4 separate regions of the Homo sapiens genome follow, and all the other regions are linked to region 2. The links are chromatin contacts, found by Hi-C or POLR2A ChIA-PET in ENCODE. All regions are on one chromosome and are shown on one strand. Each heading gives the region's core, a stretch centred on a gene start or an enhancer-like site at or near the end of the contact. The rest is flanking DNA. Distances are from core to core; before and after follow the strand shown. Region 1 has its middle 21 kb from the start of LINC01998. Region 2 overlaps LOC105374313 (a long non-coding RNA gene). Region 3 has its middle 67 kb from the start of LINC01213. Region 4 holds the start of LINC01998 (long intergenic non-protein coding RNA 1998).

The links. A loop is a pair of places that touch in the nucleus more often than their neighbours do. ChIA-PET counts read pairs that join two places held with the same protein, here RNA polymerase II (POLR2A). Pooled maps may share reads with other maps.
Region 1: a pooled map shows a loop between it and region 2 (2.3-fold over the local background). The contact joins two enhancer-like sites. A Hi-C loop is called at or near these places in 2 of 168 maps with a recorded cell type or tissue (PC-3 and posterior vena cava), 2 of 37 single-sample maps with no recorded cell type and 3 of 50 pooled maps. POLR2A ChIA-PET finds 5 or more read pairs at or near these places in 1 of 52 experiments (HEK293T).
Region 3: a pooled map shows a loop between it and region 2 (2.1-fold over the local background). The contact joins two enhancer-like sites. A Hi-C loop is called at or near these places in 4 of 168 maps with a recorded cell type or tissue (GM12878, PC-3, chondrocyte and 1 more), 2 of 37 single-sample maps with no recorded cell type and 5 of 50 pooled maps. POLR2A ChIA-PET finds 5 or more read pairs at or near these places in 3 of 52 experiments (AG04449, Caco-2 and endothelial cell of umbilical vein).
Region 4: a pooled map shows a loop between it and region 2 (2.3-fold over the local background). The contact joins the promoter of LINC01998 here to the enhancer-like site in region 2. A Hi-C loop is called at or near these places in 1 of 168 maps with a recorded cell type or tissue (PC-3), 2 of 37 single-sample maps with no recorded cell type and 3 of 50 pooled maps. POLR2A ChIA-PET finds 5 or more read pairs at or near these places in 3 of 52 experiments (AG04450, Panc1 and activated CD4-positive, alpha-beta T cell).

What each region holds. Positions count from the first base shown.
Region 1 is chr3:150,058,615-150,062,710 of GRCh38, forward strand. No RefSeq gene overlaps it. Among named protein-coding and RNA genes, the nearest start is that of LINC01998, 21 kb to the right of the region's middle. Within about 2 kb of position 2,837, at least 4 of the 41 ENCODE cell types and tissues checked have a DNase peak (open chromatin) inside an H3K27ac peak, as active enhancers do.
Region 2 is chr3:150,111,913-150,116,559 of GRCh38, forward strand. All of the region lies in intron 1 of LOC105374313 (a long non-coding RNA gene), which reads left to right. Among named protein-coding and RNA genes, the nearest start is that of LINC01998, 32 kb to the left of the region's middle. Within about 2 kb of position 3,144, at least 2 of the 41 ENCODE cell types and tissues checked have a DNase peak (open chromatin) inside an H3K27ac peak, as active enhancers do.
Region 3 is chr3:150,169,262-150,173,733 of GRCh38, forward strand. No RefSeq gene overlaps it. Among named protein-coding and RNA genes, the nearest start is that of LINC01213, 67 kb to the right of the region's middle. Within about 2 kb of position 2,035, at least 2 of the 41 ENCODE cell types and tissues checked have a DNase peak (open chromatin) inside an H3K27ac peak, as active enhancers do.
Region 4 is chr3:150,079,780-150,084,174 of GRCh38, forward strand. It overlaps LINC01998 (long intergenic non-protein coding RNA 1998), which reads right to left and starts at 2,035. Exons shown (of 3, transcript NR_183737.1): 1 at 1,907-2,035; 2 at 1,154-1,226.

The DNA of each region.
Region 1 (4,096 bases), core at 1,587-4,086, 54 kb before region 2:
TTCTTCGGTGGGTCAGTTTTATGAAACAAATCCATGTGGAATTAAGATCTGGAAACTGGTTCATTTTACTCTATCTGTATCTCTTAGAAGTCTTTGTGTATCCCTGAAGCACATGCATGTATGTATGAAGACAACTCTTGTACATTCTTCATGACAGTAGGGTTCCAAGTTTACATTAATTTGGGAAGTGCATACCAGGTTCCCTGACTGGCTTCTTAAAGACTCTGAGAGGGTCCGGATGTGGTGGCTCACCCCTCTGTAATCCCAGCACTTTGGGAGACCAAAGTGGGAGGACTACTTGAATATGTGTCACAAACCAGTACCAGGAATTTGAAACCAGCCTGGGCAACATAGCAAGATCCTGTCTCCATAAAAAATAAAAATAAAAAAAGTTAGCTGGGCTTAGTGGTACATACCTGCAGTCCCAGCTACTCAGTGGGAGGCAGGAGGATTGCTTGAGCCTAGAGGTCAAGGTCAAGGCTATGATCTTGTGACTGCACTTCAGCCTGTGTGACAGAGCAAGACCCTGTCTCAAAAACAAACAAACAAACAAACAAACAAAAAACCGAGAGAGCCTGTAGTAAAAGCACATAACCTTGTTTAACTTAGAGTTTTCCAAGTGTACTTATTTATTTCTGTTTTACATCTATTAGAATTATCATAAAATCTTTTGGAATATTATTATCAGGATTCTATGGATAAAGAAATTGAAATTAAGTCACTAGCTCTAAGTCAGGGAGCTACAAACTCTGTAAAATGTCGGGTGAAAAATGTTTTAATCTTTGACAGCTGTGTGGTCTCTCTTGTGGCTACTTGACTCTACCGCTGGAGCGCAAAAGCAGTCATAGACGATACCTCAGTGAGTAAGCACGGCTGTGTTCCAATAAAACTTTTCTTTATAAAATCAGGTGGCAGGCTGGATTTGGCTCTCAGGCCTTAGTTTGACAACCCCTACTCTAGGCCATGTATCTTAAGGGATTTGAACCCAGGCCTGATGACTTTATAGTGTTAACCCTGTCTCTATGTCACTCCGATGAGGTGCCATGGAGGGTCCCAAAAGGGGAGGCTGGGGCCCAGGAGGCAAATCTCATCTTCTTGAGCCTTTCTCCAAGGCTGGCTTCTTCCAGTTTGGCTGGTTCTAAGGGCAACTAGGGTCTCTCCATCAGCGTCAGAGTTTGCCTGCCACCAACCCCACTCATCTTTAATAATAAATTAATATAGATCTCAAAGCCCAAAGAGTAAACGTCCCCTAGCGGGCCTCAGTGGCAAAGTACAAAGTAAAGTACACCAGTAATTTTTTTAGCATGAATCAACAGCTCAGCAGTTCTGGGCTCAATTGGGCCCACAATGAGTACTTTCTCTTGTCATTTAATAGGCTTGGCCTTGAGTCAACAGCTTCTGAATAGTGCTGTTAATTAGATTGGCTGTTTCTATTTCAGTTGTTCAAAGCTTTCAGAATGCTAAAAAATATTCGTAAACCTTTGTCTGCTGCCAAGGTAAAGATATTTACCTGGGAAAGGAGTGCCATATGTAACCTGCCCTGATTTGAACTCACCCTCCCTTATACGACTGTCCTTGGGAAAAGCCTAAGAGAGTTCATTTTTTAACAGATTCCAGTGGTGGTCATTATTTCTTGACCAGAGATTGCTCCCTGGAGGCAGAAGTCACTGGGAGGCAGCTACAAAGTGCTGCAGAGGGTTCAGTAATCCCTAATCATGGAGACCAGTTACAAAGGCCTTCATTAAATTATTAACCTCTGCAACAACAGAAAGAACTATTTTCATTTTTATAAGAATGGTAGGCAAGGGTCAGGTCATAAAAGCCTAGAGATGTCATGCTAAGGAAGTCAGATTGGATACTGCAGAGAACTGTTAAAGAAGGGGAGTGACACTCAAATATGCATTAAGAAAGTCCATCAAGCAACAGGATAAATGAGAAGGAGGGCAGGAGGTCTTTAGAACAGTCTGGGAGAGAGACGATGGGGTCCTGGTTTTAGGCTGTGACTATGGGAGAACCCACAGAGGGTAGGTTCAAAAGAGAGGAGTCAACAATAACCCATATTGCTACATAAATCATAGGTTGAAATGAACATTTCAGAGTAAAATGCCAAAACTAAACAAGGCTTTCCTTGGAAGGAATGGGAAAGATTGAGAATCATGATGAAATACAGCATTAAGCTAAAAGCAGTGACACCTCAGGGGTAGGAAGGATGATGATTGTAGTTCGGGGGACTTTAGTCCTCACTCCACTCTTGGTATAGAAAATCGAGGTTTTCCCAATATTGTGAAAGTTACCATGTAAATGCAGCTTCCAGCCTCCTTCTCTATTTCCAAACATATGAGTACCTTAAACCCCTCCATTATAGAAATTCTGGATCTTCTCTTACCACTAACCATCATATAAGATGCTGCATGTTTTCGCAACAAGCATGTGCTCTTCGAAATAATCTCTATTTCGAAGCCAAGATCAGTGACCCCAGCTTCTTTGCTTAACTATAAATTAAACAGTCCTTCTGTTTTATAATTATTACTGCAAACATGTAAAATATCCAGATGGGCTACCTCTTGAAACAAAGAACAAAAAATGGCTTTTTCAATGTAGGGTGTCAACTGCAAAGAAACAACCCCATAGAGAAGCACTCATGCTTTAGCTACGACAAACTGTTTCCAAATCAGAGGCTGAGACAACCATCTTAAATATAGAAATCTCTGCACCAGCAGTGTCCTTTCTGCCCTCTCAAAGCCTGCCAGGACTTGGAGGCTGTGTCATAGATCAGTGCCACCCACAACCAAAGGGCTGAGGACTTCTGGTAATTGTTGAAGCTTCACCAATTGTTTCCAAGGCATATCAGGTCTTGGAGCGACAAGTGAGATTCCCTTTGAATCATCTCCCCTTTCACTCCGGCCAGTTCAGAAGTTGCCAACCAGCTGCTGCCTCATCTCCCTATGGCAGCCACCTGACACCACTTTGGGCTTTATGCCTGTACCACTGGAACTCAGTGGCAAAATCAGATCCAACTCAGCATTATCATGGGCACTGCAGAAGTGGTCTGTTCTCAAGTTTTAGATGTTCCTTTGTGTTTGGCGTTCCTTCCTCCTGGCTGTCTCCCTGACCTACTCTCTGAGCCGGCCTGTATCTTCTAACCTATTCATTGAATACCTACCACAACAAACTAGACTCTCTGTGGGGGCTCTAAGATGCACAGGGCATGGTTCCTACCCTCAGGGACTTGAAAAACCAGCTGGAGAGAGAGAGGAATATGCACAGCAATACTAAGCAGCAACAACATTCTCTTAAAGGCACACATTTTTTTTTTCAATGTTCTCTGGTCTCTCCATGTGTCTGTGTGGATATGAGTGCCAAATCAGAGGTATGATGTGAAAAAATGGTATTTATCTGTGGAGGTTACAGATCATTGCTTGTGAGGTTCATGGGAAAAGCGTGGACAAATTTGGATAGTGTATACATGGCTGGGTGTATCAGGAATACAAAACCCCCACAGGCTGGGACAGAATACCTTTCACTACCCAGATTCGTTTCATTCATATAAATTTTACCTGAGGTTAGTTTTTAATTTTTTGGGTAGCTAGACTGTGGGATCATGAAAGGAATTTCCAGGAAACTAGGTAAATGTAGGTGAGATATGAAACAAATGTTTTACTTCAGTGTAAACCTAAACAATAGAGTCCTAATAAACTCTGTTTTTAGGTTTTTGTCCCTCCCCTGCAAGGTAGCAAAGGAGTGAAACCAGGAAAAGGATGAGTGGAACCCCCACGGCATCTTCCAGGCCTCTGGTTTTTCTTCATCCACTGATCTCTCCACAGAGAAGAAATTATATTTAAGGTCCCAGTGAAACTTGACCCTAACTAAAGCATTCTGTTCAGAAGTTTCAACCCCTAAGGGAGAAAAAGCTGTTCCAAAGGGCCGATCTTACTTTTTGTTGGAAGCTTCTGAGCTCTGTCTGTCCAAAGAACATTCTGCTGATGAGTCACAACAGACGATTAGTTAGGACTGCTTGGTTTTTTAGGAAACAGGCATTGTACAAAGTGTAAGGATCTCTCTGGCAGTTGGGATTTCTGCTTTCAGTTTGCTAACA
Region 2 (4,647 bases), core at 1,894-4,393:
TTGAATCCAGGAGGCGGAGGTTGCAGTGAGCCGAGATCGCACCAGGGCACTCCAGCCTGGCGACAGAGCGAGACTCCATCTCAAAAAAAAAAAAAAAAAAAAAAAAAAGGAAGAAGAAGAAAAAAAGAATAAGAAAATAAAATGTTTGTTTTCCTTTCACTTAATTCTTCTCTGAAGTTCTTCTTTTCTTCACGTAGGTCCAAGTTTCTGACTTATATTATTTTCCTTCTCTCCGAAGAACTTATTTTTAACATTTCTTGCAAGACATGTCTGCTGACAACAGATTCCCTTAGTTTTTGTTTCTCTGAGAGAGGCTTTATTTCTCTTTCACTTTTAAAAGATGATAATTTTTCAGGGTAAAGAATTCTAGTTTGGCAGTTTTTTCTCTCAACACTCAACAATTTATTTTACTCTTGCGTGCCGGGTTTCTGAGGAAACGTTGGATATAATTCTTATTTTTGCTTCTCTGTAGGTAAGGGGCAGCTGATCCCTGAACAATATGGGTTTGAACTGCACGGGTCCACTTATACACAAATTTTTTCCAATAAATATATTGGACAATTTTTTGGAGGTTTGCAACAATTTGAAGAAACTTGCAGATGAATTATGTAGCCTAGAAATATTTTTAAAATTAAGAAAAAGTTAGGCATGGTATGAATGCATAAAATATATGTAGATACTAGTATATTTTGTCATGTATTACTATAAAATATACATATATTATAAAAAATTAAAATTTATCAAAACTTACATAGACTGTACACGGTGTCATTTTTAGTCAAGAGAAATGTAAGCAAATGAAAAGATACAGTATTAAATTATAACTACATACAATTAATTGTAGCACATCCTATACTACTGTAATAATTTCAATGCCATTCCCTGTTGCTGTCATGGTGAGCACAAGTGCTGCGTGTGTCCACTTAAAACATCATGTGATGCTAATCATCTCTACGTGAGCAGTTTACCTCTCCAGTAAATTGTGTATCACAGTAAAAAAGTGATCTTTTGTGGTTCTCACATATTTTTCATTTTGTTGAGTGCATACCGTAAATCTTGAATAATACCATGGGACCCATACAAAGTGCCACTAGTGATACTGGAAGTATCCCCAAGAAGCACAGAGAGGTCATGACATTACAAAACAGTTGAATTGCTTGATATAAGATTGAGGTCTGCCGCTGTGTTTGCCCACTGCTTCAGACAGATAATTCATCTTATAAACAGATAACATAAACTTATGGTATTAATAAATACAGTACAATAATGTACTGTAAATGTATATTAAATGTGTTTTCTCTATCTTATGGTATTCTTAGTAACATTTTATTTTCTCTAGCTTATTTGTAAGAATACAGTATATAATATATACCACATACAAAATACATGTTAATCAACTGTTTATGTTATCAGTAAGGCTTCCAGTCAATAGTAGGCTATTTCAAATCCATGTTCATTAACCCAGAAATCATACCAAAAACAATGTCATCAATATCATACCCTGTCCCTATCCTCTATAGGAGAAATAAACTCCCCTTTCCCTGAAAATAAAAATCTAATCTGCTGAAAATTAAATGATAGGTTTTGTACCATAGTGGTAGTATCAAGGGGTGAAACATACATTGACATATCAGTCAATATACCTGTCCCCCTGCATTGTAATTATTTGCTGATTGCCTGTCTTTCCTGTGAGACTGTCAGCTTCTGAAGGACAGAGACAAGGCTTGTTTGATAACTCTCTGGCACATAATAGGCGTTTCGATATACACATGTTGAATGTATCATTGCTTCATCAGATGTGTTAAGTGTGAACCAACCTCACTAAGTTATTAAGCACCTACTTGGGATAAGGCTGCAGGTTGGATACTTTGGATATATAAAGATGAGTAAAGTTTGTTCTCTGCCTTCAAAGGCAATCATTATAGCAGGATGTCCTTGTCAAGTTCCTATCCCCTTGACCACCCCCTTCCCTTCACAGGTGGGAAGTCCCCTAGAGGCTATAACTTCTAGCATTTTTTGACCTGAAGGCATTCTTTAGCTTTAGAGCAGCTCAGTGCCTTATAGGTGGATTGTAAGTGCCAGAGACTTAGTCTCCAGAACAACTCACCACCGATGAAGGTGGCAGTTCCTTGCTCTTCAGTAGGACACTGAGCATGTTCCACTCAGACTCAGAGCATTCCCAATGGTGCTGAGCCCTCTTTGCTCATAGCAGTAATCTGCTCATTAAAGCACTCTTTTTTTGGCTTTTTCTCCATTCTTGGTCTCACTTCCTACTCCCTCACAGTGTTTCCTGGGATCTCCTCCTGAATAAATTCTCATACCCAAATCCTTTACTCAGGGCCTGCTTTCAGGAGCATCATTAGAACTGAGCAGGATAAGACAGGCCAAGAGAATGCAGAGGAGGAGGGGATTAATTCTAGCTGGAGAAGACTTGGCATTATTTGAATTGGGTTTGGGTGGGTGCAGTGAGTGCAAAGGAGAGATGCTTCAGGCACAGAGGAGCTGAAGCACACAGAGTGCTCAAGGAAATGTAAGCAATTAGGTCTGGAAGGAATGTGGGTAGGGGGGCATCTCAGACTCTCCTGGAAGGTACTCCAGAGCCCCGTGCATCCCAGCAAGGAGCCAGATTTCTCCTGCTCCTTTCATCCTAAACTTCAGCTCAAGTTACTCACCCTTCTTATACTGGGACTCTGAAATGTCCACATAGTCCCCTTTTGGTAGGAAAATCTAAATACAGAAAAGGACACGGCTACTGCATGTAATCTGTGAGAGCAGCCGTAAGAAATCACTGACCAACCCACTATCTTTTTTAAGCATGGTTCTTTCTTTCTGTCTCTAGATTTTAATTCACATTTTCTGAGTTCCCATGACATACTCTGCGTTAGTATTTTGCTATTTCTAAGAGCTTATATTCTAAATACAGTCTCCACAACTCAATCTAGACAAGAAACTTCCTTGCCTTCTGTTAGAGGCTAATCTTTAATTTTTTTAAAAAGGAATAGTGTGTCAGAAGATCAAAGAAAATGACCCGAGTTTACTCTACATTGGAGTCCACTCTATTACCCACAAGCAAGTACAATGTGTATGTATAATCTCACTCATTCTCTCTCCCCTTGTCCTGAAAATCATTTCCCTCTCATGAACTGTTCTGATGAGTCATTTCATCTCCAGTACTGACTCAATTATACACTCTCGCCATGATCAACAACTGCTAAATTGGTTGTAAACCCCAGAATGGGAGCTGAAAAACCAAAAACTAGAGGTGTGGCAGGAGGACAGGAGTGGAATAATTTGGTCATTTTCCCAGCAGAGGAAAGTTGGTTTAGGAAAGACAAAATGAGTACTTCTGGAATAGGTATACAATATTGGAAAATAACAGAGAAATTAAAGAAGTTATTAAAGCTCACAAGAGGATTTGGTGAGAGAACACTACTCATTTCAGCTCAGCATGAGCCAGTTTGCATTATTATGTTTTGCTCTATACTTAGTCTTGGAGAAAGCCACAAATTACAATGGTTAAATAAAGCTTTAGAAAATGGAAAATAGCAACATTGCAAGTACAGAACGCTACTGGGGTAGAGCACCCTCCAAACTGGGGTGGCTGTAGTGAACTTCTAAAATCCCTCCCTCGTTCTCCCACCCCCAGGAATTTCAGCCATGTCCTTTATAAATCCCCATTACTGTAATATTGTTTGTGTAATAAATACAGCTTTGTTTAGTTTTTAAACTCGGAATTTCTACCAAAGGCTGGGAGAGAAAGAAAGCTGCTGGGTTACCTGCAGGTTGAGTATTTTGGGAAGAGATTAATTTGAGGCATACCTGGATCCAGAAGGGAATGATGATGATAACATTTATTGAGCTCTTTGTATGTCTGAGACATACTCTATAGATGTATTATGTGTTAACTAACGTAGCCTCATAACAACCTTATGAGATAGTACTGTTCCTATCCCATTTTATATATGAGGAGACTGGAGCACACAAAGGCTAAGTAATTGGCCCAAGGTCACATGGCTGGTGAGTGGCAGAACCAGGATTTAGTCTGGCTCCAGAGCCTGTCTTCTTAATGACCATACTGTAATGCCTCAGAGACATAAATATTTGTGTCCTCCAAATTCATATGTTGAAACCCCATCCCTCAATGTGATAGTATTTGAAGACGTAGCCTTTGGTAGATAGGTTTAGATGAGACCACAAAGGCAGATTCTCCATGATAGGATTAGTGCCCTTATAAAAAGGAGAGGAAACCAGAGCACACTCCCTACCCCCACCATGTGAGGACAACCATCGGCAAACAGGGAAGAGGGCCCTCACCAGAAACTGAATCTGTCTGCACCTTGATCTTAGACTTCCAGCCACCAGAACTGTGAGAAATAAATATCTGTTGTATGAACTACCCACTCTATGGTATTTTGTTACAGTAGCCTGAACAGATTGAGACAGACCACCAAGCTGTTATTATACAATTAAGCTTTTACTCAGGAATTCTAGGAAGAGGCATTTTAGCTCAGATCCAGGAATTTATTTCGGGTGCTTCTCTGCTACTTTGCTTCCTGCAGGATGGGGCTGAGTCACAGAGCCCACTGGGCCCAATGGTCGTGGAGAATAGATTCAAGACCAGGAGCCACACTTCCATGGGAAACTGAG
Region 3 (4,472 bases), core at 785-3,284, 56 kb after region 2:
AGGCCACTCAATCAAATTCAGGCAGTCCAACTTCAGAGTCTGAGCTTTGTCAACTGAGAGGGTCAAAGAGATGAATGCTAAAGACCCTTTGCACCTGTGCTATTAATTTTTCCCTCCTGTTAAATTGGGATAATAATAAAGTTGTTGCCAAGATTATGAGATAATGCAGGTTAAGTCCTTAGCGCAGTGCCTGAAGCATAAGTGCTCAGTAAATGTCAGCTATTACTATTGTTCATACTTGTACTCTTGCCATTAACATTTTATGGAACAAATCACTTCTGTCATCTCAACAGCTGCCTGAGTGCACAGTTATTCCAACTAAACTGATTAATAAATTCAAACAACGAGTCAATTTAATCATAAAATCAAGCAAGCCTGAATTGATGCTGGAGTGAATTGCCTAGTTAGTCTTAAGCGGTGCTGTCTGATAGAACTTTCTGTGATAATGAAAATGCTCTATATGTGTGCTGTCTGATACAGTAGCCAGTAGCTGCACGCGCCTCCTGAGCACTTGAAATGTGACTTGAATGTGACTTGAAAGTGACTCAGCACTTTCAGTGCCTGAGGCACTGAAAATTTAATATATTTAATTTTACTTAATTTACATTTTTATTTTAGTCACCTCATGTGGCTAGTGGCTGCCATGTTGGTCAGTTCAGGCAAAGCCTAGATGGCAGCCAGAAACCCTTGGTGAGGGGACGCCAAGGTGTCAGGCACAAGAAGGAAATCCAGGAACTCTCTGGCCACAACTGTTTTGTTAACAGATGTCTTAAAGAATCACAAATATTCTAATGCTGGGGGTTCCCTCCCCCTGGTATGTGGGAATGTATATTTTGGGGGAGAGGGCAGGAAAGAAGACAATTCCACTTTCCTCACCAGGATGCCCCCAGTGAATTCTCAGTAGATTTTAATTCCTTATTGTTGTTAAAAATCATTTTGGGCATTTGGTTTTCTCTTCTTGTGTTACTTTGCTGAGAATGATGGTTTCCAGTTTCATCCATGTCCCTGCAAAGGACATAAACTCATCCTTTTTTATGGGTGCATAGTATTCCATGTATACCTATGTAACAAACCTGCACGTTGTGCACATGTACCCCAGAACTTAAAGTATGATAATTAAAAAAAATGATTTTGGGGAGAAGATAGTTTATACCTATGCAATGTGACAGCACCATGACAACACATCTTTCAAATGCTCGATTTTAGTATGTGCAGAAACTAAAATGTGATTTTAAGTCACATTGTAGCTTGAGTGTTTAATTAAGAAAAAGGTTACCAAAATGGATGATTAAAGAATCTTGGATTTGGAGTTTATTTCATAAATGTGTCCATTACAAATTGTCATCTTAAGGAGCCACCCATATATCCTCAGAACACAGGTATGACATTGTGCCTTGCCTTTTGGAATGACTGACTTTGGATCAAGAGAGAAGGGGCAGCCAGAAAGGTGGTAGCAATGTTGATTCTAGCTCTCACTCTGGTCCTCCAAGGATCCTGGGTTTTTTTTTGGTTTTTTTTTTTTTTAAAAAAAAAAGAAAGAAAGAAAAAATTTCCTGATGATAGGAGGACATCAGTGAGCACCTTGGGTTCTAAGCATGTGACTACTGTCCTAGTACAAATTATTAGGCCCGGTATCATATTCTGGTTCTAAATATTTTCAGCAATGAAGGAAGACCCCCCCTCCTCTGCCAACTGCCCCCGCACCACCAGCATTGGTTGGGTGAATAATTCAATGGCTGCCAAAATTTGCAGAAAACAAAACTGAAACCTAATGAGGCTTGCTTGTGTTAAACCAATGTTTAAATGATAGTAATTAAGAGAGTTTTCATATAGAAAAGGCTTTGTTTAGATTGAAACGTTAAAAGCCACCACCAGAAACACGAGGGTCTCATGCATAAAGGATTCTCTTTTTGCTGTCTCAAGATCACACCAGCCAGTGTTGATTGGTGAATGCTAGCACAGTGCCCTGCCCTGGCGTTTGCTCTATGCCACCACTGCCCTGTGGAGTTCACCACAAAGAGTGCCTTGCACCAGGGCTATAGCCTCTCAGGCTGTCTGCAGACAGACACCAGGCCATCTGCCCTCTCGCCTTCCACCCAAACACAGCTGCTGGGCTCCATCCCAGCTTCAGCCATCTGGAGGAGGAACAAAGGCTCCCCTCTCCTCACCCTCCTCCTGGCTGCTGAAGGGGACTGGGGAATCTTGGCATATTCAGCCTCAGTGAAGAAAGGAAAATGGAAGAAGCAGCAAGATCTAGCTACTAGTGGCAGGCAGTTCTTCCTCTCTGGTTGACAGAGTCCCTGACACCCTTCATTCATTCCCCAAACATGGGTTGAGTGTCAAGTCCTGGACCAGGCTCAGGGGACTTGAGAATGAGACACAGCCCTTGGCCTCCAGAGGCTCACACTCTGGTCAGGGCAATGAATGTGTGCACAGCCAAGTCTACTGGAAAGGGATGCTCAACCCAGATGGAGGGAGTCAGAGCAGTTGTCCCACAGGAGGTGATATCAGGCCTAACATCTGAAAACAAGTCTGTACTATGTGCCAGAAAATCAAATGGGGAAAGGCTGGCCCATGTGGTGAGGTGAGAAGTAGGAACAGGAGGTGATGAAGAGAGCCAGATTCTAGAGGACATTGATGCCCAGCAGAAAACAAGTGGTAGGTAGTGCAAGGCTATGAGCGCAGGAGGCAGATCAGTGATTCCAGAACATTCTTCAGGTGATACAGAAGAGAAGGGCTTTGAGGCAATAAGATCAATTAAGAGTGTCACAGTAATCCAGAGGAGAAACACTGGTAGCTGAAAAAAGCTATGGTACAGACAAAGAGATGAATTTGAAAGAGAAATCTTTACTAAAACTCTTAGCTGTAAACTCTCCAGGCCAATTTGCAAGTAATTTTGACGCTCTCAGTAAGCCCTGCAAAGGACAAGCTCAAAACTACTCTTCAGTATGTCTGGACCCTCTTCTCAAACAGGAAAAAGTTTGACTGTAGGAATAGCTGTTGTCTGAATGGCCCCAAGAGCCACTGGGCAGCTACAGATGGGGTAACATGGCACTTAAGGCTACTCTCAAAAAGGATATGTGCAAGAGGTATCTGATTCTCTGAAATGGCCCAAATCCCAACTTACAGCATTTGCCTATGATACTCATTCCACTTGGGTCCTCAAAGCCATCAGGAGAGACTTCCTTCCAAAGACAGGTTGTTCAGCTCGTTGCAGTCAGCTCTTTGCTTTTGGCCTGACTAGGAGAAATGCCAGGGCAGTGAAGAGCAGCCTCAAGGGTCAAGAAGAATGTCAGCCACGACATCTTCCCTCCTCTCCTCTCCACAGGGGCAGATGCTGCCCACAGGCTCTGCATGCCAGAGGCCACTGGACTGCTAGTTTCTTTCTTCAATCAAAGGGAAAGAAGGCTGCTGTTGTTTGAATGTCTCTGTCTCCTCCAAAATTCATATAGAAACTTAATCCCCCAAAGCCATAGTATTAAGAGGTGGAGCATTTAGGAAGAGATTAGGTCATGAGGACTCTTCAGTTGTTAATGGAATTAAGGTCTTTATGAAAGGAAGCTTCACACAGTGTTCAGCCCTTTTTGCCTTTCCATCCCTTCTGCCCTGTGAGGACACAGTGTTCATTCCCTCCAGAGGATGTGGCATCAAGACACCATCTTAGAAGCAGAGACCAGACTCTCTGCAGACGTGGAACCTGCTGGCACTTGATTCTGGACTTCCAGCCTTCAAAACCATGGGAAATAAATATCTGCTGTTTATGAATTATCCAGTCTTGGGTATTTTGTTATAGCAGCAGGAACAAACTAAGGCAAACACAAAGGCCCCTTTTCTGTTCCAAAGCCCTTCATTCCTGGCCTTCTTACAGTGCCTGGAGCATGTATTTTCAAGAGCCCTCATGAAGAATCAGGAGCCAAAAAGCAGGGATGGAAACTGGCTCCTCTTGCAAAGGCAGGACCAAATGTTAGTGACAGTCTGATTTAAGATAGAAGAGGAAATGAAAGATGCCCCAGATCCATCCCTTAGATCCATGTCATGGACTCTACACTGGCTATTGGAGATAGGCTCTGGGGACTCACTTGAAATCTGAGTTTCTAATTATAAAAAAATGCTTTCAAAGCATTTTTCTATTTTCCTCTTTGCAGATTTGGCCATTTTTGAAACATGAGATGTGAAGAACTATAGTAGGTTGTAGATCTGGCAGCTAGATTAAAACATTCTTTAAGTCACTGAAAACACAAACCATTTTATTCTTTATTTTTTGGTGATTAATCAATTTCCATTCTGATGGATTACTTTTTACTTTAGCCACATAAAATTTTAAAACTACAACTGCTAAAAATAACCATGGGTAGATTTTCTTTTCCTTTTATTTAGCTTCTCAGGCCCTTGCATCATTGCTGCTTCTTCTAAGGAGGGTTTTTGTGTTTGGTAGATTTTTAAAATAAATGCTTTTCTGTTGCTTTAATTCT
Region 4 (4,395 bases), core at 785-3,284, 33 kb before region 2:
TGTAAAATTCCAAAAAACCCAGTTGGTTCAATTGAGTTTCTTGCAGAAGCCATCAAAGGGAGTAGGTGGGAGACTGAGGAGGAAGGTTTGCCTCTCTCAGTATCTCTACAACAGAAACTGCCTCTGTCTACTTCTGCCTGAATGTCCAGTACCTTGTAGTTCAAGCAGCCTCGCTCTCAACGCAAGAATCTCTTAATGGGTGTTCTGCTTTCATTTCTGCTTCTGTTCAATCTTCTCTCCACAAAACAGAAACACTGACCTCTTAAAAATCAGCAATCAGATCCCTTAGGACTCCCACTTAGAAGAAACGTCCACCTCCTTCTTCTGGTTACAAAGCCCTGTGTGATCTGGCCCCTTCCGGCTGCTCATCCCCCATAGCCACCCTTTCTCTCCTGAGTGCAACTAATCTCAGCCACTCAGGCCTCCCTTGTCTTTGAAATGTGCGCAGCTCAGCCTGGCCTCAAAGCTTTGGCCCTGGTGGTTCCCTTTGCCAGGAACCCCTCCTCCAGATTTACAGGCTGCCAAGCTGGCCATCCAGGCCTCAGCCAGCAGCCACCTTCAAGGGAAGACTTCCCTAACCCCCAAGGGGAAATTCACTACATCTCAGGAGCTCACAGGACCCTGTTTCACTTTCTTCATCAAACTTTTCACTATCTGAAAATCTCTTTTCTTGCATTGAATTCCTCCCTTTCGTTTGTTTGCCTCTCACCCACTGGAATTTAAATTCTGCCACAACAGGAACTTGCCTGTGTTTTGCACCATTGTGTTGTTGTTATTGCCTATAATAATGCCTGGGATGTAGTAGGAGGTCAGTAAGTACTTGTTGAAAGAATGAGCTAAAAAAATGAATAAATAGGGCTGAACTGACATGGCCCACAGGAGTGCAGAAATCATGGAGATACCTTGAGGTCCTGAGGTTGGGGATAAACTAATTTTTACCTAATCTGCAAGTAGTCTCCAAGTAACATCTGGTTTACATGTGTATTTAATTATACCCTATCTTGTTTCAGAAAAATTTGTCATTTTCAACGATACATATACTGCAATAATTTATTTTTAAATAGTGAATATGGGGAGGAAATAAGTGTTGAAAAAACAAGATGAAATGGGGAAAAGATTAGTAATTAAACTAATATCACAAAGTTCTTTTTACCTTGCCAGAAGTGGATTGCAAATTGAACATGGAACTTCTTAATAACCAGTGATAGCTTATCTATACCAAAGTCCTTAAAAAAGAGAAGATAGAAAATGCAAAATTTTCCTTATAGAATTTTTACCTGTTGGCCATGAAACATAACAACTATGTATAAAATGAGAAGTGTTCTCAATTAATGTTACTAATCTTAGTTATAGCACTAAATTTGGTTTGCCATCAATTAATATTTATCGAACATGTGCACTCAAAGAGTTTACACATTCCAACAAACTTATGTGTCTTCTTCACATCCTGCTCAAGTCAGCTGGCAGGATTCAGACCAATTCAAAACATTTCCAAGGAGCACAACCTGCAGCAAGTAGAGTTGGCAGCTCCCTTGGGTGACGCGTGTCTGACTTAGCTTACTTCTAATTGGCAGAAAATTCTTACTTGAGTTAACGTACAGGCTCCTTAATATTACTGAGGCTCATTTTCTTCATGCTGCCTTCTCAGCCCTCTTCTCTAGAATAAAGCCCCTCCATTGGTTTAATTTTTTCCAAAATTTATATGTTTCCCCAAACTTTGGTCTCTTTGTTTCTGTCTTTGGAGTTTTTCATGTTCTCTCTTTCACACACATGCACACACACACACTTTTGAAAGATAGTCTAATAGCACAGTGTTGAAAGTATAAGCCATGAAATACTGACCGAGTTGCTTTGCATTTTTGTGCCTCTGTTCTTTGTTGCAATTGGGGGTGATAATTTCACCTACCTTTCAGGGTGGCTGTGAGGATTAAATGCATTTGTACACGCCTGTAATCCCAGCACTTTGGGAGGCCGAGGCGGGCGGATCACGAGGTCAGGAGATCGAGACCATTAGCCGGGCGTGGTGGTGGGCGCCTGTAATCCCAGCTACTCGGGAGGCTGAGGCAGGAGAATGGCATGAACCCAAGAGGCGGAGCTTGCAGTGAGCCGGGATAGCGCCACTGCAGTCCAGCTTGGGCGAAAGAGTGAGACTCCGTCTCAAAAAAAAAAAAAAAAAAAAAAAAATGCATTTGTATATGTAAAGTGCTTAGAATATAGCCTGGTGCGTGGCAAGCACTATGTGAGCATTAGTGATGATTATGATTACATGCCATTCCCCTTTAAAATGGCCCTCCCCCCTACTTTCCAGAAACTGTGCCCCTTGGCAGAAACTGTGTTTATTCTTGCTGTCTCCAATCTCCACATCTCTGAACATGCCTGGAATTTCCTTCCACCCTTCTTTGTTTGAAGAACTCCTACTCATCCTTCACAACTAATCTTAGATGTCTCCCCCTGCAGAAAGCCTTTCTTGGCCGGGCACAGTGGCTCACGCCTGTAATCCCAGCACTTTGGGAGGCCAAGGCAGGCAGATCACGAGGTCAGGAGATCGAAACCATCCTGGCTAACACGGTGAAACCCCGTCTCTACTAAAAATACAAAAAATTTGCCGGGTGTGGTGGCGGGTGCCTGTAGTCCCAGCTACTCAGGAGGCTGAGGCAGGAGAATGGCATGAACCCAGGAGGCGGAGTTGGCAGTGAGCTGAGACCACGCCACTGCACTCCAGCCTGGGTGACAGAGCGAGACTCCGTCTCAAAAAAAAAAAAAAAAAAAAAAAGAGCCTTTCTTAATTGACACTGCCTCCCCTGGGCTCTCCTAGCAGCCGGTGCATACTTCTAGATCACAGGACTCAGAACACTGTGAGGTGTTATCTGTTTACTTGTCTGTCTCCGCAAAGGACTGTTGGGACAAGAGCCAGGACATATTGGTTGCTATATAGTGGTTGCTCTGTTCAATGCTGGTTGAACTAAAATGAGTACAGAACTGATTCCGTGGGGGAAAAAAAGCAACCAACAAAATGACAGCATCACATTCTCATATATATCATACTTAAACAATCCAGTATCATGCTTGCTTTTCTGGCTGGGACTAAAAGAAACTACTTATTTTTATTCTTTGTCATTTAAACAAATTGAGATTTAACTCATCGTTGCAGATGAAGCCTTATTTCTCTTGCAAAATGAAAACCATTTCAGGGAAGTGGTATAAAGTGTTGGACAGAACCCTTTACTGGTCACTGGATTTGAGCCCCACTACTGCCCCTCCTAGTTGTGAGATTTGGTGCAAATTAGTGAATCTTCCTGGACTTCAGTTTTCTCATCTGTAAAATGGGTATTGTGGTACCTGCCTTGTCTCCCTCTCACATTTCTTGTGAAGATCAGATGTAATGGTAGATGTGAACGTGCTTTTACAATACTAGATCACACCTCTGTAGATGTGAGATAATGTATTATTTGGAAAGAAATCTTGGAGTTAGACACCTATTCCAATAAGGGGTAGGGAACTATTCTAGCTGCAAGGTTAACTGTAGATATTAGTCCTTCTGAATCAAGATTCAACTGTAAAGCAATTTATATTCATTAGATGTTAAGAGATGTCCCAATATATTTCACATAAATGGCACTGTTTTGAGAGGCAGGGTGTGTCTCTGCAGGCTTGTTCAGTGTTCCTAGGGAAGAGGATAACTATGTAACTTCATCAAGGGGATGTGGGGGCAGGGCTGGACAGTAGAGGCAAATGCCAGGGTGCACACTCCAAACACAGGGCTGTGCCAATTATGACTATTTTTACATGACCACTGAACTCTGAAAACTTACCATATAACAATTTGTCAGCTAGAAGATGTCTACATGCTAGTCCTTTAATTTTTCTTTGCTGCTTTCTAATTTTACTGTGATGATAACAAAATGAAACCACAGCACTTCCATCAGAAATCAGAGCATGTCCGTGAATAACTAACAGACTGCATCCAGTTTTCCCAGTGAATTCTCAAAGCCAAACGTGGGTTGGCTTTTGTATATAAATTGCCAGTGCGCCTTTTCCATTCTGGTGGGAGCTCTCTGAAGGGAACATTACAGCTGTGATGAATAACAGTCCCTCTAAAGAAGCTGGCGTGAAGCACGCATTTCATCCCACTGAATGGAACACTGCGCCTGCCGCCAAATGTTGCTGGGTCTCCCACAATTAAATAAATATATACATATGTCGCTTGGCTTTGTTTCCAAGTCTTAGGCTCTATAGAAACCAAGCACTTTATTACTATTAATAATACTATGGTTATAATAGATGCAGAGCCAAGGAATGGTACTTTGTCCTTAGTGGTTTTGATGAAAGTTTCCATTGTTCATTACTTATTTCTTACAACAACCTTTAACCCCTTGTTTACCACTATAATAAATG